Linked DNA regions of Mus musculus: region 2 is linked to region 1. Evidence: chromatin loops called from intact Hi-C (ENCODE). Cell type or tissue: gastrocnemius. All regions are shown on one strand. Each heading gives the region's core, and the rest is flanking DNA. Links, peaks and the distances in the headings are about the cores only. Region 1 has its middle 59 kb from the start of Gm40303. Region 2 overlaps Rbpj (recombination signal binding protein for immunoglobulin kappa J region).

Region 1 (8,333 bases), core at 165-8,164:
TTGTTGTTGTTGTTTTGAGGCAGGGTCTCATAGAGCCCAGGTTGATCTTAAATTTGCCAGGTAGCAAGGATGGCTTTGAACTCATTTTCCTGCCACCGCCCCCCCCCCCCCATCTCTCTGGTTCTGGAATTACAGATGTGGAACGCCACATCTGGCTTCAAAAATGCCTTTTTCAAAGAGAAGGAAAAAAAAGGAAAGAAAAGAAAAAGATTGCATGGTGATGTCTGTACAGAACCGAGGAGCAAGCCCAATCCAGTGCAGCGCCCTCTACAGACCCCTGTGGGACACAGGCCCCCTCTAGGAATGAGCAGAGCAGACTGGTGTTTCTGACGGTTCTGCTCAGCACTTCTGTCCGTAGTGTTTCAATCCATCGCAAAGGGCTACAGACAGGTGCTTAAACAATGGAAACCGATTTTCTCACAGTGCTCAAAGTGAAAACGTAAGGTCTTGGCAGGATGCACTTCTATCGCCGTCTCTCCCTGGCCTGTAGACGGCATCTTTCCTTGCGACTTCCCAGGGTCTTCTATCTGTGTGTCATGTCCTAACGTCTCCTCACAAGCCCAGCAGACAGGCCGAGGGTGGGGCCCACCCAGGTGGCCTTGTTTGGCCTGACCTCTTAGAAGGCCCCATCTCCAAATGCTGTGAAGTAATAATGTCTCAAGTGGCTGAAGGGTGTTCACAGGAACTTGAGGTTGATGAACCTCTGCTTACAAGAGGCCAGGAGCTACTATTTCCTGGTTTTCAGAAAAGGAAACAGGGGGACAGAAAGATCGGTAACTTATCCCGATATATAGCTAACAATAGAAACAGCGCTGAGCAGAACTAGCCGGATACTATAGCCTGAGCACAGAGCTCCTGCCTGCACACACCCACACCCACAGAGGTAGGGCTGTAGCCATTCATGATTCTCTAGTGCAGCAATCAAGACTTAGGCGACACCTCTTGGCCAAGGTCACTTAACTTGACAGATGGCAGAACAGGAGTTCCAGCCTAGACATCCTGTCTCCAAGTCCAGTCCCACGAGGCCCCCTTAACAGGCTCCTTTGACAGCAGATGGGGTTAGCAAATGGTTCTAGGGAAGTGGGGGAGAGTTTGGGGATAGTGTAATTGATCCTCTACCCCGTGGTGTCCTTACAAGGGATTTTGTGAGACAATGGCTTCCTCGCACCATTGACATAAGTTTTTCAGGAACTGCGATGAAGCTAGAACATATCCAGGCAATGCTGATGGAGAGGATGTGAGTCCAACCTCTTTGAGATTCCCACTCCCTTGTAGGTTTGCCCACTTCTAGGTCCTGTCCCAAACAACACAACCCTTCTTAATACTAATAGCACTCATTAGGGATGAATCTACCCCCCATTTCAAGTACCTTTTTGTACAGCCTTCTTTAACCTTCTCAACAGCTCAGAGAGTCAAGGGTAGCATTGTGACTTCTCTGTTTACATACCAAGAAAGACCCTGGGGCAGCTCCTTCCCCAGGGTCACTTAGGCTGTAGTTGAGGGAGCCTGCACAGCCTAAACTCTAGCCCTCTTCATGGATAACTGACAGAGAACTGATGGATCACCGCCCCCCACCCCCCGACTTTCTTAATGTATTGCTTGGTTTTCCAGGAAAAGCTAAGCACACCTGCTCTATGACACATTTTCCCTTAAAACCTTTAATCAGGAAGGGCAGGGAAGACCCCAGGGAGACATCAGGGACCCTCTGTGGGGACGGGGTCCAAGATGCTCTGGGGCAGAGGAAATAATTCAATCTTGAAAAGTCAAGGGACACTTGGTAAGTGGAGTGACAGCTCCCTGGCTCTTCAGGGCTGGCTAGGGATTCACCAGGCAGACAGACAGATGTTGGCACAAAGGATAGCAGTGGCTGATATGTATGGAGCTGGGAACCACATAGAAAGGGGGTCAGCCCAGAGTCAAAGCTGATGATGGGGTACCATGCTGAGAGAGCAGCTTTATTTTTGTGACTATGACATTTTAAAGTCCCAAGGATTCTTGAAATGATGTGGTCTTTAAACTCCACGAAGGATTTTACTGACACTGCAGTCCCCTTAGTAGCCCAGGAGCCTCACAAGCCTCGTCTCCCATCCCAGGCCTCCCTTCTGGCCTCACCTCCCAGCCTCTGGTCTTCATGGCAGGCCCTCCCTTCCTGTTCTTCTGAGAAAAGCCAAGCACCTGACTTAGGCTTTGACCTTGTCACTCCGCATACCTAGCTTCTCTTCTTACCCTTTAGCACAATTCCATCTCATGAGCTAGCTATGGTCATCAGAACTTTAGTACCGCTCTCGAGAAAGGTTTATTAAATGAATGAATGAAGTCCATTTTAAAAAAAATTCCAATTCGTTGAACGTGAGTGTACGGAGAGCTGTAAGCCATCATTGCACTGAATAATTAACTGGGACACACAGTTGCCTTTCGGCATCCCTGATCACTCTGTTATGCCTGAATTGCCTGCAGGTCACCAACAGAACCTCTAGTAAGGGTCTGGGCTGCAGTCAAGGTGAGGCAGCTTAGCAATTTGGCTCTTGTGCTCAAGGCTCCATCTAACAACCGTGCTCCTACAAACACGTCTCAGCACCAGAAAAGAAGCCGTGAAATTGCCTGAATTGAGAAGCTGACAGGAGAGCAAAAGGGCCCTGTCAAAACCCAACTTAGCTAAAAGACAAAAAGGCAATTCTGTCTAGCTACAGCAGCATGTTCCTAAGACTGGGAGAGGGGAGAAGGATGGCTTCCCTCCCTCCTCGTCCCCTCCCCTTCCCCTTACCTCCTCCCTTTCTTCTACGCTTCCCCCAAGCCTTCTTTGGCCCTCACTGTCTTCCTACATCCTTAATTGAAGGGTGAGTGAAATCACTTGTCTTCAGGAAAAGATATTCCTGACAAATTAGTGGTGGTCAAAATAGCAATAATGTCTCCCAAAAGCGCAAGCACCCTCTCTCTCTCTCTCTCTCTCTCTCTCTCTCTCTCTCTCTCTCTCTCTCTCTGGAAGTGGAGAGTCAGGATCAGCTCTTTTGATATTTGTGAATTCTCTCCCCTATCTCTTCAAGGCACTGGCCTCTTGTCTTTGTTCCCTGGCTCATTCAGCACAACAACAGCAACGTCTCCGGCAGAAAGTTCCTGCATTCTGCAATTTTATTCAGGACTTGGGTTTACGTCTCACGGTGTTAGTCCCTCAGGGTCAATGATACCATTAGCTGATTATGAAGAAGCCAAGATCCTCTTTATTGGGTGCAGCTCTACATGGCTTTGTTTTGTTTCCAGATTGGGTCTGATTGTGGGGTGGCTTAACAAACACAGGGGTGGAGCAGCTTAAGTCATTCATGGCCAGGATCCTGATGAAGAAATTAGGGCTTACTGAAGACAAAAACACCCAGCCTCTTCTCTATTACGAGGAGAAAAGAAAGCATGGCTCTAAATTTTAAATGCCAACCAACAACTGGTTTTGAAATTGTTATTTAGCTGCAGTGATGGTGGAGACCCTGGGAAGCAGATGTCTCACAGTTCATGAGAGAGATTTTTCAACCCTTAGGAAAGACTCAGGTAGCCCTGAGAAATTCTGAGGATGAAATTTGCACGCTGAATTTCCTAAAATTCGGTGTGTGCGGGTGGTGGATTTTAAATAGCTGGAGTGTTCAATTTGTAGAGCCCCTTGGGGGTTAGGTAATTGCCTGGCAGCTTGTGTGAGTTCTGCTGGCAATGGGCTCAGGAGATTTACTCCTTGAAGAATGCGAGGAGAAGTGATTTCCCAATATTTGCAAATTGGCAAGCTGTGACGTTTCTGAAAAAGCAGATGGAGTTTAGGGAGAGCCCAGAGCAGTGGCCGGAAATCCCTGCACGGAGGATGCTGTCGGAGTCAATTCTCCATGTGAGCAGTAGATGGCGCTAGCTGCCTTCCCTGGCAGAGCTGCAGCCTCTTTCCCCAGGTTCTTAGATGGCCCTGGAGATTCCATCTAAGAAGAGCCAGAATTGCTTCCCATAGGAAGCATGATTGGGGGAGTGCGAAAAGGGGCTTGTGGTGTGTTCACGACTTAATGACAACACGTAGACTGGTCAAAGGTTAATGCCTTTAAAACAGTGGTGAGCTGTTTTGTACTGTTGTTTCCCAGTTGCTTCTTGTGAGGAAGGGGTGGTCCTAGCACGGAAAGATCTCAGCAGCCAAGAGCACTGTAGAAATGTGATTTTTCAGCTTGGGTAAAGATATGGTTCTTTTTCCTTCCTAATAGCTGGGAGACTCAGAGCAACCAAGGGGCCCTAGGCATGGGGTCTATAGGCACAGGATGGGAAAGTCTGTACGGAAGCTCAGCAGAGCACTGCCCACCCCACCCCTGTGCGCAGTGAATGCTGTGTCAGAAGCCAGGCATCTTCTCCCAGATCTGAGCAGTGTCTCTATACACAAAGGGACATAAAGAATCGCCCCTAGGAAACCTTAAGTTCAGATGACGCTGTGCTGTTATCAATCATTCCTGATCCATCTCAGGACTACAGCTGCTCACACACTCTTTTAAAATGCCTTGAATTATGGGAGGGAAATGATAAAAGTAAGTTGTGTGTGTGTTTGAATAAGAATGTATTGTGTCTACACTATTGATTGGCAAGGGAGAGACTAACAGGTCAGTTTGTGTATGAGTGAGGAAAGCCTAGGCTTTGATTTCAGATAATTCTCCTACCATCAGCAGGAATATTGTCTGTATTTATAATTTATACATATGTTGTTTATTTAGTAAGGATCTAGGAAGAAAACTAGAAACGACTGTAGGTTTTTCTCCCTCCCTCCCTCCCTCCCTCCCTCCCTCCCTTCCTCTTGCTCGCTTCCTTTCTTTCTCTTTCTCTACCTCTCCCTCTCTCTTCTTTCTTCTTTCTTCCTTCCTTCCTTTCTTTTTCTTTCTTTCTTTCTTTCTTTCTTTCTTTCTTTCTTTCTTTCTTTCTCTCTCTCTCTCTCTCTTTCTCTCTCTCTTTCTTTTTTCTTTCTTTCTTTCTCTCTCTTTCTTTCTTCTCTCTCTCTCTCTCTCTCTCTCTCTCTCTCTCTCTCTCTCTCTCTCTCTTCCTTCCTTCCCTTGACAGGGTCTCTATATGTAGATTTGGGTGTCCTGCACATGATCTTGAACTCACAGATCCACCTGCTTCTACCTCCTAAGGTTGTGTGTACCACCACAGCTGGCCACTGCAGGTCTTTCAAATACAGGGCATTTTAATAGAGGGAGTTTGTTATACACAGGAGGGTGAGCTGAGAAGCTAAACGGAAGGAGGTGAAAGCACCCAAAAACATCAAGCATAGGAAACCACAGTTGTCCCTAAGGCAGGGGGACGATAGAAACACTGGTGCCTTAAGATGACCAGGCAAGGTAGTGCTTCTCAACCTTCCTATTGCTGTGCCTCTTTAATACAGTTCTTCATGTTGTAGTGACCCCTAACCATAAAGTTATTTTTATTGCTACTTCATAACTTTATTTTGCTACCGTTATGAATCGATCATAACGTTGAGAACTGCCGAGGTGAGGTTTATGGCTGGTGTAAAGTGAAAACTGCCCACATGATCTAAAGTCATGGCAGGATTTGATAGCTTGGGAGAGGCACAGAGACTGGGGGAGCATCCTGTTGTTCATTTTCTCCTACCCTTCGGTCTTCTACCATACTATCCCATTGCCTAAACCCACCCAGAAGCCAGAGGTAAGAAGACCTTGAGTGGAGTTCCCTGGGATATAGAGATAAGCAGAGGAAAAGCAGGGATGGACGGAATGAACCCACAGCAGACAGGGAGACTAGTGGTATGTTAAAGATCTTGCTGTTATCAAGAAATTTGGATGTGTGGTTGTTTATCTGTGTGTGTGTGTGTGTGTGTGTGCACTCGCATGTGTATACACACATGCACTTATTATAATGTTGAGGTGAAGAATGTGAACCAGCTGTGTAACATGGGCAGGCAACTGGGCTTCTTTGCATCTCTTTCTCTGTACATTTGGATTAATAATGAGTACCTCAAGGATTTGTGAGGGATCAATAAGGTCATCTTTGTCAAGAGCTTGGAGTGATGTCTAGTCCAAGGTAGCCAGAACTCTGGACTGTGTTCTTTAAATCTGTCCAGGCTGTCTTGTGTGTGGGTCTAGTTTGTTTTCTTTTTTTTTAAGATTTAGTTATTTATTTTATGTATATGAGTACACTGTAGCTATACAGATGGTTATGAGCCTTCAAATGGTTGTTGGGAATTGAATTTTAGGATCTCTGCTTGCTCCAGTCAACCCCACTCACTCAGTCCCTGCTCCCTCTGTCCCAAAGATTTATTTATTATTATACATAAATACACTGTAGCTGTACAGATGGTTGTGATCCACCATGTGGTTGCTGGGATTTGAACTCAGGACTTTCGGAAGAAGCAGTCAGTGTTCTTAACCCCTGAGGTATCTCTCCAACCCGTCTAGTCTGTTTTCTAACTGCACACAGGTTCCTGCCCTATTTGAGTCCCTGCCTTCAGTGACAAGCTACGAGGGGAAATGGACACCAGACAAACCCTTTCCTTTCTAACTTGATTTTGGTTGTTGTGTTTCATTATAGCAATGGTAACCCTAATACTCAAACTCACTGTTGTTTGGGATGGCTGAGTGGCAGGCATGTGTTGGATTTGTGTGACAGTGTGTGAAGTGGACTGACATTTAGGAGGTTTTCAGTGTCTTCAGTTTACTGTGATTGACTCTGTGTGTGTGTGTGTGTGTGTGTGTGTGTGTGTGTGTGTGTGTGTGTGTGTGTGTGTTATGCACACCACACATGTATATGCTCCACGGTCAGGGGGAGGGTGTCAGGTACCTACTATCAGTCTCTGCCTTATTTCTTATTTCAGAGAAAGTCTCTCACTGAACCTGGAGCTAGACTGGCAGCCAGCAAGGCACAGAAATCCTTCCTTGGGGTTACCAGTGTGCACAGGACCATGCTTAGCTTGTTACCCAAATGCTGGGATTCAGACTCTTGTCCTGTGCCTGGGAAGCAAACAAACATGTTAACCCCTGAACATCTCTCCATGCCCTGAACTTGTCTTTAGCTTCTTGTAAATAAAGGTTGGTTGGCTCTACACAGAAGTTCCAGAGCAGAGAGTCCACCCCTCTGAGTCGCTGCTATTCGGATCTGCACACTGCCCTGTGAGCTAGATGTTTTCATCAACTTAGAAAATCAAGGTGCAGAGGAATTGAAAACATCCCAATGTCTGGGACAAGATTGGACCCAGGCCTGTGCTCCCTCCTCCTGCTATCCCACCCCAAAAAGTGTGGAGCGGAAATTTGCTTTTCACCATGGCCAGGAGTGTGTGTTGACTGTGGGTATGAAATGTGAATAAGAAGATCTGTTACAGATGCTCAAATGGCCACAGCATGACCCCAGAGGGTCAGAGCCAAGAGTGTGTCAAGTGATTGCAGATCTTGGCACTTTCCAGGAGATGCCAGGTATTATTGCCAATGGGCACAGCTAGCTGGTGGGAGAGGCACTCACGGAGAGCTGTGGTCTTGGTGGGAGAACACAGCTTCTCAATTCTACTGATTATCCCCAACCCCATTGTGTCCCTGTGAATGATGGCACTTTGTAATCAGAAGCTCAGCCAGTATAGAGTGGGCTCATTTGGACAATTGCTATGTATTTGCAAAGATGAATGTGGACCATTTGTCTATGCCTTGTTGTCTCAGCAGGTCTGGAGTCAATGCTAATGAGAACAGATCCGTTTTCCCCTCAGCATGATTTTGAGCACATTGTACCTGGGTTAAAAGACCTCCGTGGCAGCCCGTTACCTACAGGGTCGAGGCCAAGTGCCATGCTAGGATGGCATCGTGTCTTCAGAACTGGACTCAGCTTGCCTTTCCAGCTTCACCTGGGATTCCCACACACACTTTGCTCCATCTTCTGTGTGTAGGCCCCAGTTGCCTACCTTCAGCCTGCCTCCAGCTCTCCTGACTGTACCTTTGCCTGTGCCATTACCTCCATACAGAGGAAACAATGGTGTTTAGTCCAGGGAGCCTTCTACAGCCTTCCCTACTATCCCACTGAGGAAACAGACAGAATTAAGCCTTATGTTGAGCACTCACATGTAAATTCATTGACTTGTTTAAGATTTATTTGAATGCCTACTTTACACTGGGTACTGGTACGCGTGGCAATTCGGTAGTGAGTTTGATATAAGAAATGAATCTGATGTGTAATGTGTACCAGCGTTCTGGTACCGTCACCGTGGTGACCTACAACAGCACACATTTATTTGTTGGTTCTTTCAGAGGGCAGAACTGTGGAATTGAGGCATTGGCAGGGCTGGTTCCTTCTGGGAGCTCGGAGGAAGTTCCCCTCTGGGCCCCCATTGGCATCGG
Region 2 (8,333 bases), core at 56-8,055, 310 kb after region 1:
TTTTCATGTGTATTACGGAATCTTCCTCAGTCTCTCTTCCACTTTCACCATGCCTGTATACCTGGTCTTGCTCCAGGGATCTCCTGGCTCTGCCTTCAAGGCAAGGAATTACAGGCGGGTCGCCATGCTCACCTGGCATTTTGATGAGGTCTGGGAATCTGGCCCTCTTGTAAAAGTTTTAGCCACCAAGCCATATCCTCAGCTGCTGTTTTTTATTTTATAATCTCCACCCCCATCTTATTCTCTGAGCTGTCACTCATCTCCAGTAGTTATGCCCCAGTACCCTTGCTATTGGCAGTCTGTTCAATACTGAGAGAGATCCTGTGCATGGTCCTCTGTCCCCTACTCCCTGACCTAGGTAGACACCTGTTTCAGCACTGGCTCTGCCATGCCCTTGCTAGGAGTGCACTGCTCCATTCGGTTCTGTGCCTTCAGTGGAAGAGGTCCATACTCTGCCTGCACTGTGTACACTTTCCATGCCTTGCAGCTAAAACATTTTTCTCAGTAAGAATAAATGTCATTTTGGTTTTCTCATTAGACCCCTTTAGCCACCCTGAACCAGGTGGCTCTTAGCTCCTGTATTCAGATTCTGAAAGTAAAAGCTGGGTGAGGCTCTGTGGTTTATCCAAGGAGTTCAGTGTAAAAGTGACACAAATCTATAATTCCCTACATTTAATGACTTGATGACAGCTGACAGTTTTGACTGTCATTTGGATTGTCTTTATTTATAATGTAAGTTAAATTTAATTTAAATTTATTAAAAATATTCATTGATTATCCTGACTTTAATTTTGTGATATGTAAAATATCTCAAGACTTGATATTCTACTTAAACCTGTAGAGTTTTTTTTTTTCCCCTCCTATGTGGCACTTAACTTAGGTAAATAAATATATATATACATTGAAATTTTTATAAAACATTACTTAATAAGCATGTGGCAGTTTTCATTTGATATAATGTTCAATTTTTTGAACGTTTAATATGTTTCAAAATTTTCAATTAGCATCTTTTTAATATATTTAACAAAATCCTTTGGGAGACTGTTAGTTTCGGGTCAGGCAGTAGAAGTTTGGGTGATTTGATGTTTGGTTGTGACTTAAGGGAGAAGGTAGAGGAGCAAGATAAGCTATAGAGAAAGTCAGTTAACTATATTACCAGTGTAAACGTTAATTGTATTTTAACAGCCAAAATGCAGAGTGAAGGTGGGTTTGTATTTCCTTAGCACAGGATCTTTTAAGGAAGCTCATGCAATTGTTTCTGGTTTTGTGTTTAAGTTTGTTTGTTTAAGAAATGTTCATAAGCATTCCTCTCATCTGCTAGAGTGAAAGAAGGCTTTGACAAAAACACCCTCCCTACAATAGTAATTTTATATTTGATTACAGGGAAGCTATGCGAAATTATTTAAAAGAACGAGGGGATCAAACAGTGCTCATTCTTCATGCAAAAGTTGCACAGAAGTCTTACGGAAATGAAAAACGGTAAGATTATTGAGCATTTGGGGCAAATAGTGCTTATTTTATAATTTGCATATGATTTACATTTATGTTTGAGACTTGGTTCTATTCCTTGGTTCATTTGCATAGTAGAAAAGAAAAAGGGCAAGTGAGATGGCTCATGGAGTAAGAGGTCCTGAGTTCAAATCCCAGCAACCACATGGTGGCTCACAACCACCCGTAATGAAATCTGATGCCCTCTTTTGGTGCATCTGAAGTCAGCTACAGTGTACTTACTTATAAATAAATAAAAATCTTTTTTTTTTTTTTTTTAATGTAGGTAAGAGGGGGTGGAGTGGGTAGTAGGAGTAGAATCTTGGGCCTTTCTCTTATTAAAATGTTCTTTAATGAGCTCCAACCCAGCCCTATTTTGTTTTACTTGATGTGTGAAACTTGATTACTGATTTTTAGTTAAACATAGAAGTTGATGTGAAAAACCAACTCTTTGTTCATTAAGTTGGCCCTAGATGAATTTCTAGGTTTGGGTTTTTAAATAAGAAAATTTAGTGTATGTGTGTAGTGTGTTCTCAGTTCTAGAGCTAAGTGTAAATAAATGGTCATGGCTTAGGAACACAGATGTAGGTCACCTCAAATGCTGTGTTGTAATGTGAATATGGTTTGTAAAGTTATAGAAAATAAAGTTATAAATCAAGAAACCTTTCTTGGTTATTGGGTTACAGCTAAGGGGTATACTGCTGTCGGATGACATCCTTGGCTGTTGAGTTGGTGTAAGCCAGTAGTCTGATAATACATCTAGAAGATTTTATGTGATAGCCACCGGCTCTTAGGTCAGGCACAGGTGAATGACTGTTGAGACTAAAGATAGCCCAAGAGAATTTAGCCCTGAGTTTGCAACATTCCAACTCTCGACAGTTGTGGCATTATAATCAGTCAGCCTTGGTGACATGGGTGTGACCTTTTTCTGGGAACTTGAGTTCGCACTAGTCAGTTGTTTTCTAAGCAAAACAGGAATGCTTCTTAGCACTGAAGAATGCTGTTTAAGGCCAGTTATGCTTTTTGAGGTGAAATAGAGAAGATTGCCTAGCAACTCTGGTCTTGAACCAGGGAAGTACTCTACCAGTATTAGGGTTTTAATATGCATTTTAAAGGAAATGAAGCTAAGAAACTCTAAACATATGTGCTGCCTTGGCTTCAATTGATTGTTATCCTTGGTACCAGCATTGGGACTCCTACAACTAATTCCAGGGTTTTAAAATTCTTTTATTTTTGTAGCTTCAAAAAAATAGGAAGTCACATTAAGCTATTTGTATGACGTGAAATCCCACAGGCATGTGCTATCTCCTGGGTGTAGTGTTGATGCTGCCTTACTTTTTACCGCCTTCTGTGGGTTAGCAACAGCAGGGTGTCAGGGCCGAGGAATAAGGTGCCTCAAAAAGCATAGTCCTTGTGAACCTCACTCACTCTTCTCATCCATCCTTGGCTAGGTGAGACCAGCCAGGCTAGCCCTCACTGAAGCATGGGGCAATCACACTAGTCACTTGGGCTCAAACACAGGCAGTGCTGCCTCTGCTTTTCAGTCTCTGGAGTTTTGACAAAGCCTCTTATCAGTTAGATAATTTTCTTCACTTACTCCCTTTTTAAATTATGTTAGTTGCTAGTGTCTAATTAGTTAGACCTATACAAAGTCACATGGCATTTAATTTTATGTCGGATGGCTGAGGCCTTCTGAAGTTATAAGGGTTTGCTAGTTATTGTAAGAAATACAGGACCACAGGGCTGCAGCGGCTTATCAAGAATTATAAACGTTTTAATAATTGTCTTTATTGTGGTAGCCTGTTTTTGTTTGTTTGTTTGTTTGTTTTTAACCTTCTATTATTTAGGTATGGCTTAGTCGACCCATAACCCCATTAAATACTTGAAGAATTTTAGGTTTTAGCCTCCAAGAAAAAGAATGAATATGTTATAGTAACTACTTTCCTCTGTCTTTTGTCTTTTGAATCATGTGTATTAAAATGCTTCCAAGGAGGGTAAATATGTGTGCTTGCTTGTCTCTCTGTGTGTGTGTGTGTGTGTGTGTGTGTGTGTGTGTGTGTGTGTGTGTGTGTGAGAGAGAGAGAGAGAGAGAGAGACAGAGAGACAGAGACAGAGAGGGGTGTGGCTGGCTGGTTTTCCTGAAGCTTCCTTGAGGATTAAAGAGGTGATGGATCTGCTCTCCATTTTCTGGAAAGAGGAGGAAAGTCTGTCCTCCTTGATGATATTGGTTCAGGCTGTTTTAAAGAGTTGCTGAGGTATGAGTGAGACATGAAATAACCTTGGGACGTGGCCACAGACACTTTGGCCACATCTGTCATAGAAAGTAATTCCAGTAAATAATGCTAAAATTATCTGGCCAGGAAATTTCATTTAAAAGGCGTAAATTGGTATTGATAGCTGTGCCATAGACAGATAGATTAAATAGATAGGTAGGTAGGTAGGTAGGTAGATGGATAGGTAGACTGATATGACATTAGTGTTCAGTATTGTCTACTGAACAATTATATGAGAGGTGCTCTTGGGACAGTTACTGACACTAGTAAGTGTTACCTGGGGTAATTGATGGACCAGGAGCTCCCAGGTGTTCCTTCAGTGGTGACAAGTTTGGATTTCGTCTAACCAAACTTAATTGTCATACCAAGCTAAATAAAAGCCCTTTTTTTAACCTATTGGGTTTTTCCCCCATGTATGTTCACAGGACTTGAGGGGAAGGGATTGTTGTTAAATCATTCACTTTATGACTAAATTTTGCAATGAGTAAAATCTTAAATGTGCATATATCGCCACCAAGTGGGATAGAATAGCATTGCTTGTCAGCTAAAAGATGCCAAAAGAAAAGAAAGTAAAAAGGAGACATTGTTTGATAAGACAGTTAAAAGTTTGACCGCTGTTAAAAGTCAGTTTCAAACACAGAAATGCATTTTAATTGTTGTTTGTTTAATTATAATATGCACTTTTATTCCATAGACTATTGGAAAGTCTGTTTTTATTGTATTCTTAAAAAACTTTCAAGGTAGAATCTTGATCAGTGGGTTTTTTGTTTCGTCAGACTATATCCCTAGCCTTGTTTATGTTGTTCTGGAACTCACTGAATAGACTAGGCTGGCCTCAAACTCACAGAGATCTGCCTACCTTGCCTGTGAGTGCTAGGTTTAAAGGCATGTACCCCTAATGCCTGGTTTCGATCAGAGATGTTTGTTTGTTTGTGGTGTGTGTGTATGTGTATGTGTTTTCAAGACAGGGTTTCTCTGTGTAGCCCTGTATCCCTGGCTGTCCTGGAACTCGGTCTGTAGACCAGACTGGCTTCAAACTCAGAAATCTGCCTGCCTCTGCCTGGGATTGAAGTGCTGGGATTGAAGGTTTATACCACCATTGCCGGGTTCCATCAGAGTTTTATATAGATACCTTTTAGTCTGACTAAAATTAGTCAATTTTATGCTGTTAATTTTCTGTGATTTTTTTTTATCACATTTCTATAAATATTCCAAATATTCATTCCTTTATCATTTCTGTGTGCATATAGCCTTCAGATATGAAATAAAAGTACTTTGTAATAATGTATTAATCATTACTAATATCAAATCATTCAGATTTGATAATACCAATTCACCAAGGAGTTTTAATAATTCAGTGTCCAATAAAATACTAACGTGGGATGAAGTTCCTGAGAGTGTATTAGCCTAGGTACTTGAGATGTGTCTTGCTATGCATTTGGTAGCCTCTGCCATTAAAAGCCTGAAAGATCCCTGGCATAGAAGTAAACTAAACCAATTACAAAATATGCCCAGCCAGTATAAGCATCTCTACAAACTTGGAGTGACATGGTCCTGGGACCAGTACCTGGGCCATGACCTTGATATCCTTGTTCCCAAGTGTGAACATGCAAGCTTGAAAAGCTCCTCTTGTTTTGTGTTGCTTAATTAAGTATTACAGAAACACCCAGAGGCTTCCTACTCTATACTCCACACTCTCCTCTCTAGGACACACTTGGGCTACTCAACCTTTTTGCCCCCAACTTCCTCTCCATGGTTGATCCCCTTCTAACCAGCCACGGCTTCTATATGCTTTGTCTTCCTTTATTTTAAATGCTGCAAAGTTTTCCCTGGCTGCCTCAGACAGTCCATATTTTAGTCACCCTAACCTGGCTTTATTTTGTAAGTACTTCCTACTAGCTAACAGAGTCTCTATATTAACTTCATACCCATCCTTTCCCCACCTCCACCCCCACCCCCTCCTATTAGAGTGTAAGTTCCATGAGGAGAGTGACTTTGTTTGATTTTGTTGTTTTTATACCTGGGGATATATTAAGTATTTGAAGAACTAATAAATACTAAATAATCCCAGCTCACTTCTTATACTGTTTGGTTTATAGTAGGATTAGCACCTGACCAGGGTTGTGAAAAGAAAGTGCCAGTACATTTGGAGGCTGTTAAGTAAATGCTATTCTTGGTTTACCTCCTCATAGACCTGAGACTTTATGCACAGGTGCATATTTTATTTGTTCACTTGTGTATCTATCTATCTATCTATCTATCTATCTATCTATCTATCTATCTATCTATCTATCTATCATCTATCTATCATCTATCTATCTATCTATCTCGACCTCTATATAGTTCTGACTATCCTGGAACTCACTGTGTAGACCAGACTGGCCTCAAATTCACAGAGATCCGCCTGCCTCTGCATTCAAAGTACTGGGATTAAAGGTGTGTACCACTATGCTCAGCAATACAATTTACTTTTCTTAGTCTGAGTTTCAGGTAAACTTGATTCCCAGTGTCAATTGACTAGAAGATGTCACTGGCCAGTAGGAGGCCTGTGTTTGTAGCTCAGCAGTGTTAGTACAGAGCCACGTGCTTGGTCATCTTTCCCTGTTGCTTTCTTATGATTGGAACTTGGCACAGGTAGTTGATTATTGTTACAGTGAGGCTGTTTTGCTTATAGCAGGATTATCAGAATCAAGAAACACTTTTCTGTATTCGTAACTATACAAAAAGTAGGAATCACCATGAGGGCCTTTTGTTTTAAGAAAGAGGGGAAGGAAGGTAGTTCTTTGTGTAAGATACTCCTACATGTTAACTACAGACCTACCTAGTTCATCATTTATACTGCTTGCCTGGTTACTAGTCATTTGAGTTTTCAGGCCTCTTTACAAAGGGACAGGACACACATTTTAAGGTATGTACATATCGGTGGCTATCATTAGGCAAAGGTACATTATATATCATTGGGGAAGTACATTCTGCTCTACAGTTAGAGATAAATTCATAATTTGATTGTTAGGTTTTGACAGAGTCATTGTATGTGGAGAGAACTTGGGAGGATGCTTTTTGGCATACAGAAGAGCAAATCTTTTAGTAATCATGAGCAGAAACAATACAGTGTAGTTTTCTTTCAGTCCAAGATGTTTCTCAGTCCTGAAACCCGGTGTTCAGGAGCTAAGGTACATAGACATGGACTCTGTAGAACTCAGATCAAGCATCTGTTTTGTCGTCTTCCTTAGTTGCCTTACTTGGGGTGTTACTTTAATGCTAGTAATCCAGGTAAATTACCAAATAAAGTTAGATGTAATATAACAAGAGTAGCATTAAAATTGATGATGCTGCTGTCTTGGCTAGGACTTAGTAATCACAGATTCTGTAGTGATTTATTATATCTGTGTCTTGTTTGCCAAATTCCAGTAGAGTAGTTCAGAGCCTTGAGCTATGAGAATTCACAGTTCTGCTTAAAGCAGGACCAATCTAACTGATGGTATAAGTAAGTCCTCAGATTGTATTAGAACAGATAAGAAAGTCTTTATATCAGTCCTTTTGACTTGACAGTTTGCTTTATAAATGACCAAAGTGCTATGTTAGGGACCAATTTAGTACATTGAAGTATGACTTTGAATTCATATTTTAAAAGATGAAATATGATCTTGAATTTAATTTTTTTCTGCCACTTTTTTTCCCCAGATTTTTTTGCCCTCCTCCTTGTGTGTATCTTATGGGCAGTGGTTGGAAGAAAAAAAAAGAGCAAATGGAACGAGATGGATGTTCTGAACAAGAGTCTCAACCCTGTGCGTTTATTGGAATAGGAAACAGTGACCAAGAAATGCAGCAGCTGAACTTGGAAGGGAAGGTAAATTCAAAATGTACACTCTGCCTTCATTCTTGCAGTGTTTATTTATTTTAGTTTTTTCCATACCAGTGCTTATTGCACTTATTTTTAGTGCTTTTAACAGTGACTGTTTAAATGTGTAAATCAGAATCACAAGTATACCTTCAGGACAGCTATGGCCTGCTGGCTCATAGTGTGCGGGGTAGCATTTAAAGGCAGCACCAGGAGGCCTCTCCAGCTTCCTGCCTGTCTTAGTTGTAAGTCAGATTTCTATTGGGAGACTAATCCCTCATTTTCTACCTGGCAGTATTGTAATACTCGGATAGTTATGAAAATGTGTCTCTCAGCTTTGGTTTATTCTGTGTTCCTATCTTCATCCCCTGCTGGGAAGTAGCTGCTAACACATGATAGAGCATGGGTCTGGGCCTAGTGGCCTTGGCTAACCAATACCAGTCCAGAACACAAGTTACACAGAGAATGCTCTGTCTACTGGCTTTCTGTATGTATACTACTTTAATTCAGAAGAACAGTTTGTTCATTTATTACTAAAATTCAGTGGGTTTTTTTCTGGTTTTTGTTTGTTTGTTTGCTTGCCTTTTCAAGACAGAGTTTCTCTGTGTAGTCCTGGCTATCCTGGAACTCACTCTGTAGACCAGGCTGGCCTCGAACTCAGAAATTCGCCTGCCTCTACCTCCTAAGTGCTGGGATTAAAGGCATGCGCCACCACGCCCGGCTAATTCAGT

The links. A loop is a pair of places that touch in the nucleus more often than their neighbours do. Peaks named below come from ENCODE experiments on the same cell type or tissue, not always from the same donor. Only the 100,000 strongest peaks of a DNase experiment are listed, where the experiment ranks them.
Region 2: it touches region 1 in a loop (7-fold over the local background); 5 of 42 quality-filtered maps call a loop at or near these places.

What each region holds. Positions count from the first base shown.
Region 1 is chr5:53,322,397-53,330,729 of GRCm38, forward strand. No RefSeq gene overlaps it. Among named protein-coding and RNA genes, the nearest start is that of Gm40303, 59 kb to the left of the region's middle. In gastrocnemius, for the core only: a CTCF peak has its summit at 285 (motif pointing left); DNase peaks (open chromatin) are centred at 978, 3,851 and 7,380; H3K27ac peaks cover 1,096 bases.
Region 2 is chr5:53,634,579-53,642,911 of GRCm38, forward strand. Rbpj (recombination signal binding protein for immunoglobulin kappa J region) reads left to right here. Exons shown (of 11, transcript NM_001080927.2): 3 at 1,384-1,479; 4 at 7,446-7,611. Among named protein-coding and RNA genes, the nearest start is that of Rbpj, 48 kb to the left of the region's middle. In gastrocnemius, for the core only: a CTCF peak has its summit at 4,294; no DNase peak of the experiment used is centred there; H3K27ac peaks cover 1,273 bases.